3 separate regions of the Homo sapiens genome follow, and all the other regions are linked to region 1. A link is a contact called in ENCODE POLR2A ChIA-PET data. All regions are on one chromosome and are shown on one strand. The core of a region is the stretch at or near the end of the contact, and the rest is flanking DNA. Distances in the headings are between cores, read along the strand shown. Region 1 overlaps ABR (ABR activator of RhoGEF and GTPase). Region 2 holds the start of YWHAE (tyrosine 3-monooxygenase/tryptophan 5-monooxygenase activation protein epsilon). Region 3 overlaps LOC124903893 (a long non-coding RNA gene).

Region 1 (4,030 bases), core at 1,327-3,826:
GGCCGAGGCGGGTGGATCACGAGGTCAGGAGATCGACACCATCCTGGCTAACATGGTGAAACCCCGTCTCTACTAAAAAAAAATACAAAAAATTAGCCTGGCGTGGTGGCGGGCGCCTGTAGTCCCAACCACTCAGGAGGCTGAGGCAGGAGAATGGCGCGAACCTGGGAGGTGGAGCTTGTAGTGAGCCGAGATGGCATCACTGCATTCCAGCCTGGGTGACAGAGCGAGACTCCATCTCAAAAAAAAAAAAAAAAAAAAGTTTTAATTGGCCGGGCGCAGTGGCTCACACCTGTAATCCCAGCACTTTGGGAGGCCGAGGCAGGTGGATCACCTGAGGTTGGGAGTTTGAGACCAGCCTGACCAATATGGAGAAACGCCGTCTCTACTAAAAATACAAGATTAGCCAGGCGTGGTGGCGGGCGCCTGTAACGCCAGCTACTCGGGAGGCTGAGGCAGGAGAATCCCTTGAATCCGGGAGGTTGCGGTGAGCCGAGATCGCACCACTGTACTGCAGCCTGGGCAACAAGAGCGAAACTCCATCTCAAAACAAAAACAAAAACAGGGAGTTTAAATTTCCCCATATGCTTGCCAGCCGTTGCTGTCAATTAGACTTTTAAATTTTGACCCTTCTGATGAGTATAAAATATCTCGTGATGGCTTTAATTTGAATTTCTACCCTTTGGTCCCTTAAGAGGAAGTGCTTATATACAGCGCAGCGAAGCCTTTCCATAAATATTTGGGGAATTGACTTATGGAGCCTCGGTTTCCCCTTTTGCAGAAAGGGGCGATGGGGTCTGCCCTGCCTCTCAGAAGAGGCGAGGCTCTGTGTGGTTGTGACTCAGGTTGTGACTGTGTGAGTGACAGGCAAACGTGTAGTGAGGCTGGGGCTTTGGCTCCTTGGAGGTAGAGGAGGTGGAAGAGGTGAGGACGGGGCCTCAAGGCCAAGGGAAATGGAAAGACAGCATCTTCATTTGTTGTTTTGTTTTCTTTTTGAGACGGAGTCTTACTCTGTCACCCAGGCTGGAGTGCAGTGACACGATCTTGGTTCACTGCAGCCTCCACCTCTTGGGTTCAAGCGATTCTCCTGCCTCATTCTCCTGAGTACCTGGGATTACAGGCACGCGCCACCATGCCCAGCTAATTTTTGTATTTTTAGTAGAGACGGGGTTTCGCCATGTTGGCCAGGCTGGTCTGGAACTCCTGACCTCAGGCCTCCCAAAGTGCTGGGGTTACAGGCGTGAGCCGCCACGCCCGGCCAAGACAGCACCTTTAAATGTCGTTCCCCACGCTGCACGTGGGGAGGGAGGCCTGAGCAGGCCACACGTGCCAGCTCCCCCCAGCACACACACCCCCCTCTCTCCCTGCTCCGGCTAATTCCAGGATGTGAAGGAAGTATGAGACATTAAGGGATTTCAAACCCTGGGAGACCTTCACCGTGCTGAGGAAAGCTGGATGCTGTGAAGAGTTGAATTTCTAGCAGGCCAACAAAGGCCCTAGCCTGGTCTCCCCAACCCCAGACCCCCTCATTAACCTTATTGGCTGAGCTGGTTTCCATGGAAACTGTCCAGTTCAAAGGGACACTGTAATATGTTCATCCCTGCGTTTCCCCAAGTTCCCAACGAGCTGAGTGAGAGGTTTTCAGTGCAGGGGAGCTCCCGGTGCTCCGTGAAGCTTTCATCCATTCATTAATCCTCTCCCCTCCCACCCTCCTCTCCCTCTGTTCCCTGACTCCTCCCTGCAGGCCAGCCAGCTCGGTGTGTACAAAGCGTTTGTCGATAACTATAAAGTCGCTCTGGAGACAGCTGAGAAGTGCAGCCAGTCCAACAACCAGTTCCAGAAGATCTCAGAGGTAGGCCGCTCCCCACATAGCCACCCTGAGGGACAAGGAGCTTTGGGGGCTGCTCAGAGCCCTTGGTCTCCCCTCCCTCGCTTGCCAGTCGGTGAAGTGGTTACTCTAATGGGTAACACTTAGCCTGATATTTGCTTTCTTGCACCTGACATTTTCCCTCTTAATAGAAAACGATCTATTTTATTTATTTTTTTATTATTCTCTTTCAGATTAGAGAGAGGAACAGGGGAGGCAAAAAAAAAAAAAAAAAAAAAAAATCCAAGGCAGTGTTCTCCCACACCACACTATGGTGACCTTGAGCAAGTCACGTCCCCCCTCTTGGCTTTTATGTCCTGTCCGGTAGAATGAGGGGTTTAGAAATGGCCAGATAATCCTTTTTTTTTTTTTTTTTTTTTTGAGACAGAGTCTTGCTCTGTCGCCCAGGCTGGAGTGCAGTGGCGCGGTCTCGGCTCACTGCAACCTCTACCCCCTGGGTTCAAGTGATTCTCCTGCCTCAGCCTCCCAAGTAGCTGGGATTACAGGCGCACACCACCACGCCTGGCTAAGGTTTGTATTTTTAGTAGAGATGAGGTTTTGCCGTGTTGGCCAGGCTGGTCTCGAACTCGGGTGATGTGCCCGTCTCAGCCTCCCAAAGTGCTGACATTACAGGTGCGAGCCACTGAGTCCAGCTTGGCCAGCTAATCCTGACCTTGCTTGATAAGAATCACTGGGGCATTGTTTAAAACACAGATTTCCTGGCACCTTCCCCGGAGCTTCTGATTCAGAAGGCTTTGCGTGGGGCCCAAGATTCTATATTTGAACAAGCTTCTGGGTAATATTTATGACAGGGAAGTCTTGAGGAAATTTGGACTATAGGTCGTCTTTTAAGGTTCTTGCCAACTCTAAGACTGCCATCCCATAAACACAAAAAGGGTAAGAGCCACTTATGTGGAGAAGGAGCCTTAGAATCCCTGGCCGGGAACACGCGTGCTTCTGCTCCTGAGGCCCAGCCTTCCTGGCCAGGAACACGCGTGCTTCTGCTCCTGAGGCCCAGCCTACCTGGCCGGGAGCACACGTGCTTCTGCTCCTGAGGCCCAGCCTTCCTGGCTGGGAACACGCGTGCTTCTGCTCCTGAGGCCCAGCCTTCCTCCCGCACTCCTCCACAGGGCAGAGGTGCAGTCCTATCTGCCATCAACATTTCTACCTAAGAGGTGGCATGGAGGGACAGTTGCTTAGGATCCTTCAGGACAGAGCCCAGTTCATCCCTTTGTCCAAAAAGACCTCAGTGGCACCCCTGAAGCACTGGCCTGAGAGGAACAGCCCCCAGCTCAGGGCAAGAGAACCTCCATCCTAGAAAAGGGGAGAAGCTTCTGCAGTTTTGGGAGTCCTGCCGTAAAGGCCCCTCTTGGCCCTTTGTGTTCCCGTCTCAGCTCTAACGCTAGAAGAGTTGGGGAAACGCAGGGTAGTTTTCCTGAAACTTCAGGGGTGACGGTCGATGCCCACGTTTAGAATCCACCGAGAGGCAGCAGAGAAGCTGACAGTTGGAGATGAACATGTCACCTTCATTACTGTTAAAAAAATGCAGCTTGGAAAATGTGGATTTGGATCTGTAGCCACAGTGGGCTTGCTGACACTTCGCCTCTGGAATGAAACGTACCTATAGAAGCCGGGCGTGGCGGCTCACACCTGTCATCCCAGCACTTTGGGAGGCCGAGGCGGGCGGATCACCTGAGGTCAGGAGTTTGAGACCAGCCTGGCCAACGTGGCGAAACGCCGTCTCTACTAAAGATACAAAAATTAGCCGGGCGTGGTGGTGCACACTTGTAATCCCAGCTATTTGGGAGGCTGAGACAGGAGAATCTCTTGAACCCGGGAGGTGGAGGTTGCAGTGAGCTGCGATCACGCCACTGCACTCCAGTCTGGTGACAGAGCGAGACCCTGTCTGGAAAAAAAAAAGTATCTATTGAGTCCCTTGCAGGAATAGGAAAACACAGGCCCCTCTCCACAATGAGGACAGAGCCCACGCCTCTTACCCAGTGTGCAGAGAGAGGATGGCTGACCATAGTTTCTTCTCCCAGACCCATGGAGCAGATGTGTCACCCTCTGCCTGGGAGGACGAAGTGCAGGGTGGGGAAGTCCCTCTCCATGGAGTCAAGTGGCTGGAGAGGCCAGGTGCAGTGGCTCACGCCTGTAATCCCA
Region 2 (3,491 bases), core at 863-3,362, 320 kb before region 1:
TTGGTGCAAGCCTGTAGTTTCCCAACTACTTGGGAGGCCAAGGTGGGATTGCTTGAACTCAGTTTAAGGCCAGTCTGTGCAACGTGGCAAGATCCCTCCCTCTCCCCACTTTATTTTTTGAGACAGGGTCTCGCTCTGTTACCCAGGCTGGAGTCCACTGGTGCAATCACAGTTCACTGCAGCCTCAACCTCCTGGACTCAGGAGATCCTCCTGCTTCAGCCTCTGAAACTGCTAAGATATGGCTCAGGCCTGTCATCCCAGCACTTTGGGAGGCCGAGGTGGGCAGATCACGAGGTCAGGAGATCGAGGCCACCCTGGCTAACATGGTGAAACCCCGTCTCTATTAAAAATACAAAAAATTGGCCGGGTGTGGTGGCATGTGCCCGTAGTCTCAGCTACTTGGGAGGCTGAAGCAGGAGAATTGCTTCAACCCGGGAGGTGGAGGTTGCAGTGAGCCGAGATCACGACACTGCACTCCAGCCTGGGCAACAGAGCGAGATGCCGACTCAAATAAAAAAAAAAAAAAACGTTTTTATAGACATGGAGTCTCGCTATGTTGCCCAGGCTGGGCTCAAGTCATCCTTCCGCATGGGCCTCCCAAGCGCCAGAAGCTGAAGCAATGTTCACTGAGTTATTCCTGCCTCCACAATCTTTATTTGATCTTGGTCCAACTCTTCTGTACCATGTACTCCACACCACCCTCATCTAACAAATTCCCTGCTCCTATTCATAGTGGGCCTAGGGAGGGAAAAAGGTTAAACAGGAGAAGACAAAGATCAGTGTGAGGGGAAAGTTGAGGCGTGAAAACTGGAGCTCCCCTGTCCCTGACAACTGTAACAGGGCCCAGTTCGTTTTTTTTCTTTTTCTTTGTTTTGAGACAGAGTTGTGCTCTTGTTGCCCAGGCTGGAGTGCAATGGTGTGCTCTCGGTTCACTGCACCCTCCCACTCCCGGGTTCAAGCGATTCTCCTGCCTCAGCCTCTGGAGTAGCTGGGATTACAGGCATGCACCACCACGCCCAGCTAATTTTTGTATATATATATAATTTTTCTTTTGAAACACAGTCTCACACTGTCGCCTGGGCTGGAGTGCAATGGGAGGATCTCGGCTCACTGTAACCTCCGCCTCCCGGGTTCAAGAGATTCTCCTGCCTCAGCCTCCTGAGTAGCTGGGATGACAGGCATGCACCACCATGCCAAGCTAATTTTTTGTATTTTTAGTAGAGACGGGGTTTCACTATATTGGCCAGGCTGGTCTCGAACTCCTGACCTTGTGATCCTCCCGCCTTGGCCTCCCAAAGTGCTGGGATGACAGGCATGAGCCGCCGCGCCCGGCCAGGGCCCGGTTCGTTACCCTGAGTCTAAAAGTGTCTGAAAAAGGCCCATGACCAGGCTTGGCCGAGAAAACTAGGACGTGGGCTGGGCGCGGTGGCTCACCCCTGGAATCCCAGCGCTTTGGGAGGCCGAGGGGGGGCGGATCATCTGAGGTCGGGAGTTCGAGACCAGCCTGGCCAACATGGTGAAACCCCATCTCTATTAAAAATACAAAAGCTGGGGGTGGTGGCGGGGGCCTGAAATCCCAGCTACTCGAGAGGCTGAGGCAGCAGAATCACTTGAACCCGGGAAGGCGGACGTTGTGGTAACCCGAGATCGCACCACTGCACTCCAGCCTGGGGAACAAGAGGGAAACTCCGTCTCAAAAAGAAAAAAGAAAAAAGAAAAAAGAAAAGAAAACCAGGGCGCGGTAGTGACAGCCTCAGATTTCGGGAAAGAAGACCTGCCATGACAGAAACCGTTACAGCCTCCGTCGTTCTTTTCCGCAGGTCGGGCCTCGGGCCCCGGTCTGACCCAGGTCTCTCGCTGGCTTTTTTCAGGAGCAGTCCCGGCCGGCCCCGCCTCAGCCCTTCTCGTTCCCCGGGGGCCGCTCCCTTTCGGCAGTCGCAGTTCCCGCCTCTGGGCTCCGGCGCCCGCTGAGCCGACAGAGGAGAGGCGTCTCGTGCGCTCGTTCCAGCCGCTTCGGGCGCCGAGTTCCAGGACCCGCCCCCCGCGCCAGTTGCCAGGGAGCGGTTGCCATAGAGCTGAGCAGTTGTCCGCGTGCGCAGGCGGAAGTCCCGGATTGAGGCGCCGCCATTTTTGCTGCCCGGACGCGGAGCGAGAGGCTGAGAGAGTCGGAGACACTATCCGCTTCCATCCGTCGCGCAGACCCTGCCGGAGCCGCTGCCGCTATGGATGATCGAGAGGATCTGGTGTACCAGGCGAAGCTGGCCGAGCAGGCTGAGCGATACGACGGTGAGTTGGGGGGGCAACGGGGGGCTGGAATTCTCGGACCCTCTGCCGCCGCCCACAGAGGCCGGGAACAGGAGACAAAATGGCGGCATCGTCTGCGAGCCTGGCCCGGGGGCTTGGGTTCGGGAAGCAGGAAATGGCCTGGGAGCTCCCGGGGCGATGGGAGGCTCTATGCCCTGGAATGTGACCCCTTCGCCGTCCTTAACTGCAAACAACTCGCGGGCCGGGAGGCCGGGGCGACGGGGTGGAGGAGTTGGTTGTAAAATGGCGGCTGGGGGGAGGGCGAGTCCCGGGGCGGGGGAGGGGGAGGAGATGGCGGGTGCTGTCTCCGAACGAGCCACCCTCATGGGAGCTTCTGGGACGGCCTTGGGATGTGGAGAACAATTGGGTGGGGTGACGGGGGAAGCAGCACCCGCCACATGGGAGAGAGCGAAGACCGGGAGCTGTAGCGCGGGCGCCTTTCAGGGAAATATGGCGGGTGGGGGCGGTGGCTTTTCCCCGGAGGCCCCGTGTGGGGCGGCGGCCGTGGAGTCTCACAAAGGAGGACCTTTGAGAGCGATGGGCTTCCTCAGGCCTGAGGTGGGGGACAGTCGTGGATGATGGTGGGGGGAGAGGGGTGAGTGGGAATCACTGCAGTTCGTCTTCGGGCGGTGGCAGGCTCCCATGCTGCGATCGGGTTTCTTTCCCGTAGGCCGGCACCTCGTAGTGAGGGGTTTCGGGGCTTTTCCTCCTCGTCGTCTTCTGGGGAGGCCCAGAAAATCCTCACTCCCTCCCTTTCCTCAGACTTAAAACAGGAGATCTCGAAGTTCCTGTAACCTTTCTCTGGCTCCATCACCCGTGGGTTCTGATGGATAGAACCAGGAGGCCACGACTCTGAGAGTTCGAGCCTTTGTAGAGCCCGAGCCTCCGTCCCCCCGTTTGTAAAAACGATGACTTTACAGTTTGTGCGCACCGTGATGACAAATGGGAAGACCTGTTGAAATAAAGTTATTTCCAATAGTGTTCAGTAACTGTATTTTGGTTGACTCTGCAGGCTCGGAATGCTGGTCTGTACTTCGTGGGGGATCTTAACCTATTCCAGGCGCTCGGCTGAGGCTGGGTTTTTTGAGTTATGAAGGTTGAAGATCCTGTTGCTTTCTTTTTTTCCGTTTTAAATAAATGGGTTTATGTAGAAATATTAGTAGGTCCTCTTTGTTCGTTGTTCTTT
Region 3 (4,005 bases), core at 1,367-3,866, 360 kb after region 1:
AAATCCTAACACAGCCTGGGCACAGCAGCTCACAACGGTAATCCCAGCACTTTGGGATCCGTCCAAGGTGGGTGGATCACTTGAGCCCAGGAGTTGGAGACCAGCCTGGACAACATGGCAAAACCCTGTCTCTCAAAAAAAAAAAAAAAAAAAGCCAGATGGGTGGAACCCACCCCAGTAACTGTAGTCCCAGTTACGCAGGAGGCCGAGATGGGAGGACTGCTTGAGCCTGGGAGACAGAGGTTGCAATGATCCCAGATTGTGCCACTGTACTGCAGTCTGGGCGACAGAGCAAGAACCTGTCTCAAATAAATAAATAAATACCCTAACAGAGAAAATGGACATCTGTTCTGAAGTAAAAGTTACTTTGTGTAGACCCATACTTCATTTCCACAGTAGGGACCATTGAAGCAGAGAGAGGGCAGGAAGGACAAAAGGAGAATGAAGAAATAGGAAGAGACATAGAAAGATACGGCACAGGGGGTGGGCACGTGGGCACGGTGGCTCCTGCCTATTATCCCAGCACTTTAGGAGGCCGAGGCGGGAGGATCACTTGAGCCCCGGAGTTGGCTCCTGCCTATTATCCCGGCACTTTAGGAGGCCGAGGCGGGAGGATCACTTGAGCCCAGGAGGTGGCTCCTGCCTATTATCCCGGCACTTTAGGAGGCCGAGGCGGGAGGATCACTTGAGCCCCGGAGTTGGCTCCTGCCTATTATCCCGGCACTTTAGGAGGCCGAGGCGGGAGGATCACTTGAGCCCAGGAGGTGGCTCCTGCCTATTATCCCGGCACTTTAGGAGGCCGAGGCGGGAGGATCACTTGAGCCCCGGAGTTGGCTCCTGCCTATTATCCCGGCACTTTAGGAGGCCGAGGCGGGAGGATCACTTGAGCCCAGGAGGTGGCTCCTGCCTATTATCCCGGCACTTTAGGAGGCCGAGGCGGGAGGATCACTTGAGCCCAGGAGGTGGCTCCTGCCTATTATCCCGGCACTTTAGGAGGCCGAGGCGGGAGGATCACTTGAGCCCCGGAGTTGGCTCCTGCCTATTATCCCAGCACTTTAGGAGGCTGAGGCCGGAGGATTACTCGAGCCCGAGAGTTAGAGACCAGCCTGGGCGACATGGTAAAACAAAAAAATACACTAATTAGCCGGGTGTGGTGGCGTGTGGCTGTAGTCCCAGCTACTCGGGAGGCTGAAGTGGGAAGATTGCTTGAGCCCGGGAGGTTGAGGCTGCAGTGGGCCATCATCACAGCACTGTACTCCAGCCTGGGTAACAGAGTGAGATCCTGTCTCAACACACACACACACACACACACACACACACACACACACACACACACACAACGCCAGTATACACTTTGATACAGGAAGATAGACATAGAGATGAAGATCTAAAGATTGGCACAACAACAGAACACGAGGAAAAGGTCAGACACGGAAAGAAAGGAAGGAGGTGTCCAAAGAGGAGAACAACAGCCTTCTGCGGAACTTCATTCTCTTTGGCAACAAAAGCCACACTGCGTCTGAAGAAATACGGTTCAGAGAATGAGCTGACTTGCTCTTAGGACTTTGAGTGTGGCCAGAAAGAAGTCAATCACCCTGCTCTTCATTTCTCCTTCACTTTGTTTGCCTGATCAGTGTAGCCCTGAGCTGATATGTGTGTGTGCGTTTCTCTGGCAGACCACATGCCCCTGACGGTAGGGGCCGTCTGCCTGGGAGGCAGCCACTGCATAGCGCATTGGAGTTGGGATCCGAGAACCTGAGTTCCAGTCCACGCTCCACCACCTGGAAGCTGTGTGACCTGGAGAAAACACTTTGCCTCCTTCCCCAGTAAAATGGCGGTTCCTGCCTCTACCCTCCAGGATGGCTGGGAGAATTAAATGACATCCTATTTTCAAAACGTTAAACTGTGTGCTCGGCACAGGCAGGGGATTCTTGTTCTTTATACCGGATCCTCAAGGCATAGCCCCCTGCTGTTAAACTTCTCAACAAGCACCTGCTGGATTACAGATTCCCTAGGTGGCCTTAGCCCGACTCCAGACGGCAGCTTCCTTGGTTTTATCTTAAGATTCTTTGCAAGAGCAAACTGTGAGGCCGGGAAGCACAGCCACACCCCAAACCCATGGTTTCTACAAACAGCGACCGCAGCTGCATGCTACACGGGAGACTCCGCTCTGATTCCTGCCGGTAAAAACCGTAATTTACACAAGGAACCGATGATGGAGTGCTGCTTTTATGTATTGCTGTGTATTTTTCAAAGCACTTTCACATACATGTTTCTTTTGCTAAAAATGCAAAATCTGGCTTGTTTGCAGATAGTCACACCTATCTAAAAGCAAACATTTCTAAACTCAGGTTTCAAAAATATTTAAGGGCTGGCTGGGCACAGTGGCTCACTCCTGTAAATCCAGCACCTCGGGAGGCCAAGGTGGGCGGATCGCTTGAGGCCAGGAGTTCCAGACCAGCCTGGGCAACGTGGTGAAATCCCGTCTCTACAAAAAAAAAAAAAAACAAAAAAAAACTTGTTGTGATGTTGCGTGCCCGTAGCCCCAGGCACTTAGGAGGCTGAGGTGCGAGATCACCTCAGGTTGAGCCTGTAGTGAGCTGTGACTGTACCAGGCACTCCAGCCTGAGTGGCAGACGGAGACACTGTGTCAGAAGAACAAAGGTGGGGGTGTGTTCCTCACTCTGTTGCCCGGGCTGGTCTCAAACTCCTGGCCTCAAGCGAGCCTCCCACCTTGCCTCCTCAAATGCTGAGATTACAGGCATGAGCCACCACGCTGGGCTTCAGACCTACTACATTTTGTCTGTGGCAAGCATGTCACACTTGTGAGGAAAACAAGGACAAGGAAAACCGCAGAAATGATTAGCCAGCACTTTGGGAGGCCGAGGCGGGTGGATCACGAGGTCAGGAGATCGAGACCATCCTGGCTAACACGGTGAAACCCTGTCTCTACTAAAAATACAAAAAAATTAGCTGGGTGAGGTGGCGGGCGCCTGTCGTCTCAGCTACTCGGGAGGCTGAGGCAGGAGAATGGTGTGAACCCGGGAGGCAGAGCTTGCAGTGAGCCGAGATCGCGCCGCTGCACTCCAGCCTGGCGGACAGAGAGAGACTCCGCCTCAAAAAAAAAAAAAAGAAAAAAGAAAAAAGAAAAAAAAATGATCCAAAAGAATTTTTCAAATGATACAAACTAGAAATACACAGAAGAAATATAAAAAGGCCCATTGAAAACTTTATAAGTAGGCCGAGCGCGATGCCTGTAATCCCAGTGCTTTCGGAGATGAGGCACGAGGATCACTTGAGACCAGGAATTCGAGACCAGCCTGGGCAGCGTAACAAGACCCTCTACAAAAACATTTAAAAATTATCCAGGTGCGGTAGCATGTGCCTGCAGTCCTGGCTACATGGGAAGCAGAGGTGGGAGGATCCCTTGAGCCCAGGAGTTGGAGGCTTCAGTGAGCCATGATCCTGCCATTGCACTCCAGCCTGGGTGACAGAGCGAGACCCTGTCTCTCAAAATAACACACACACACACAACTTTATCAGTGAATATGGAAAAGACGGAAAATATCCACTGTGCCTAAGTATATAAGGACGTAAGCACTTTTTTACAGTGCTGGTAGAATTAAAGTAATATAGGATTAGGCCAGGCGCAGTGGCTTACGCCTGTAATCCTAGCACTTTGGGATACAAAAATTAGCTGGGTGTGGTGCCGTGCGCCTGTAATCCCAGCTACTCAGGAGGCTGAGGCAGGAGAATCGCTTGAACCCAGAGGTGGAGGTTGCAGTGAGCTGAGAGTGTGCCACTGCACTCCAGCCTGGGCAACAGAACGAGACTCCGTCTCAAAAAAAAAAAAAAAAAAAAAAATATATATATATATATATATATATATATAATATTGTTTATAATAGCAAAAAATTAGAAACAACCCAAATATTTAGGAATAGAATAAATAGGGCTGGGTGTGGTGGCTCACACCTGTAATCCCAGCACTTTGGGAGGCCGAGG

The links. ChIA-PET counts read pairs that join two places held with the same protein, here RNA polymerase II (POLR2A).
Region 2: POLR2A ChIA-PET joins it to region 1 with 11 read pairs in AG04449. The contact joins the promoter of YWHAE here to the enhancer-like site in region 1. POLR2A ChIA-PET finds 5 or more read pairs at or near these places in 2 of 52 experiments (AG04449 and HEK293).
Region 3: POLR2A ChIA-PET joins it to region 1 with 16 read pairs in RWPE1. The contact joins two enhancer-like sites. POLR2A ChIA-PET finds 5 or more read pairs at or near these places in 4 of 52 experiments (HEK293, K562, RWPE1 and 1 more).

What each region holds. Positions count from the first base shown.
Region 1 is chr17:1,081,342-1,085,371 of GRCh38, reverse strand. ABR (ABR activator of RhoGEF and GTPase) reads left to right here. Exons shown (of 23, transcript NM_021962.5): 5 at 1,745-1,852. Among named protein-coding and RNA genes, the nearest start is that of MIR3183, 61 kb to the right of the region's middle. Within about 2 kb of position 2,576, at least 8 of the 41 ENCODE cell types and tissues checked have a DNase peak (open chromatin) inside an H3K27ac peak, as active enhancers do.
Region 2 is chr17:1,398,843-1,402,333 of GRCh38, reverse strand. It overlaps YWHAE (tyrosine 3-monooxygenase/tryptophan 5-monooxygenase activation protein epsilon), which reads left to right and starts at 2,112. Exons shown (of 6, transcript NM_006761.5): 1 at 2,112-2,287. The coding sequence starts at 2,224. RefSeq lists enhancers at 1-55, 56-671, 1,614-2,251, 2,252-2,889, 2,890-3,491.
Region 3 is chr17:724,536-728,540 of GRCh38, reverse strand. All of the region lies in intron 1 of LOC124903893 (a long non-coding RNA gene), which reads left to right. Among named protein-coding and RNA genes, the nearest start is that of TLCD3A, 6.1 kb to the left of the region's middle. Within about 2 kb of position 2,616, at least 4 of the 41 ENCODE cell types and tissues checked have a DNase peak (open chromatin) inside an H3K27ac peak, as active enhancers do.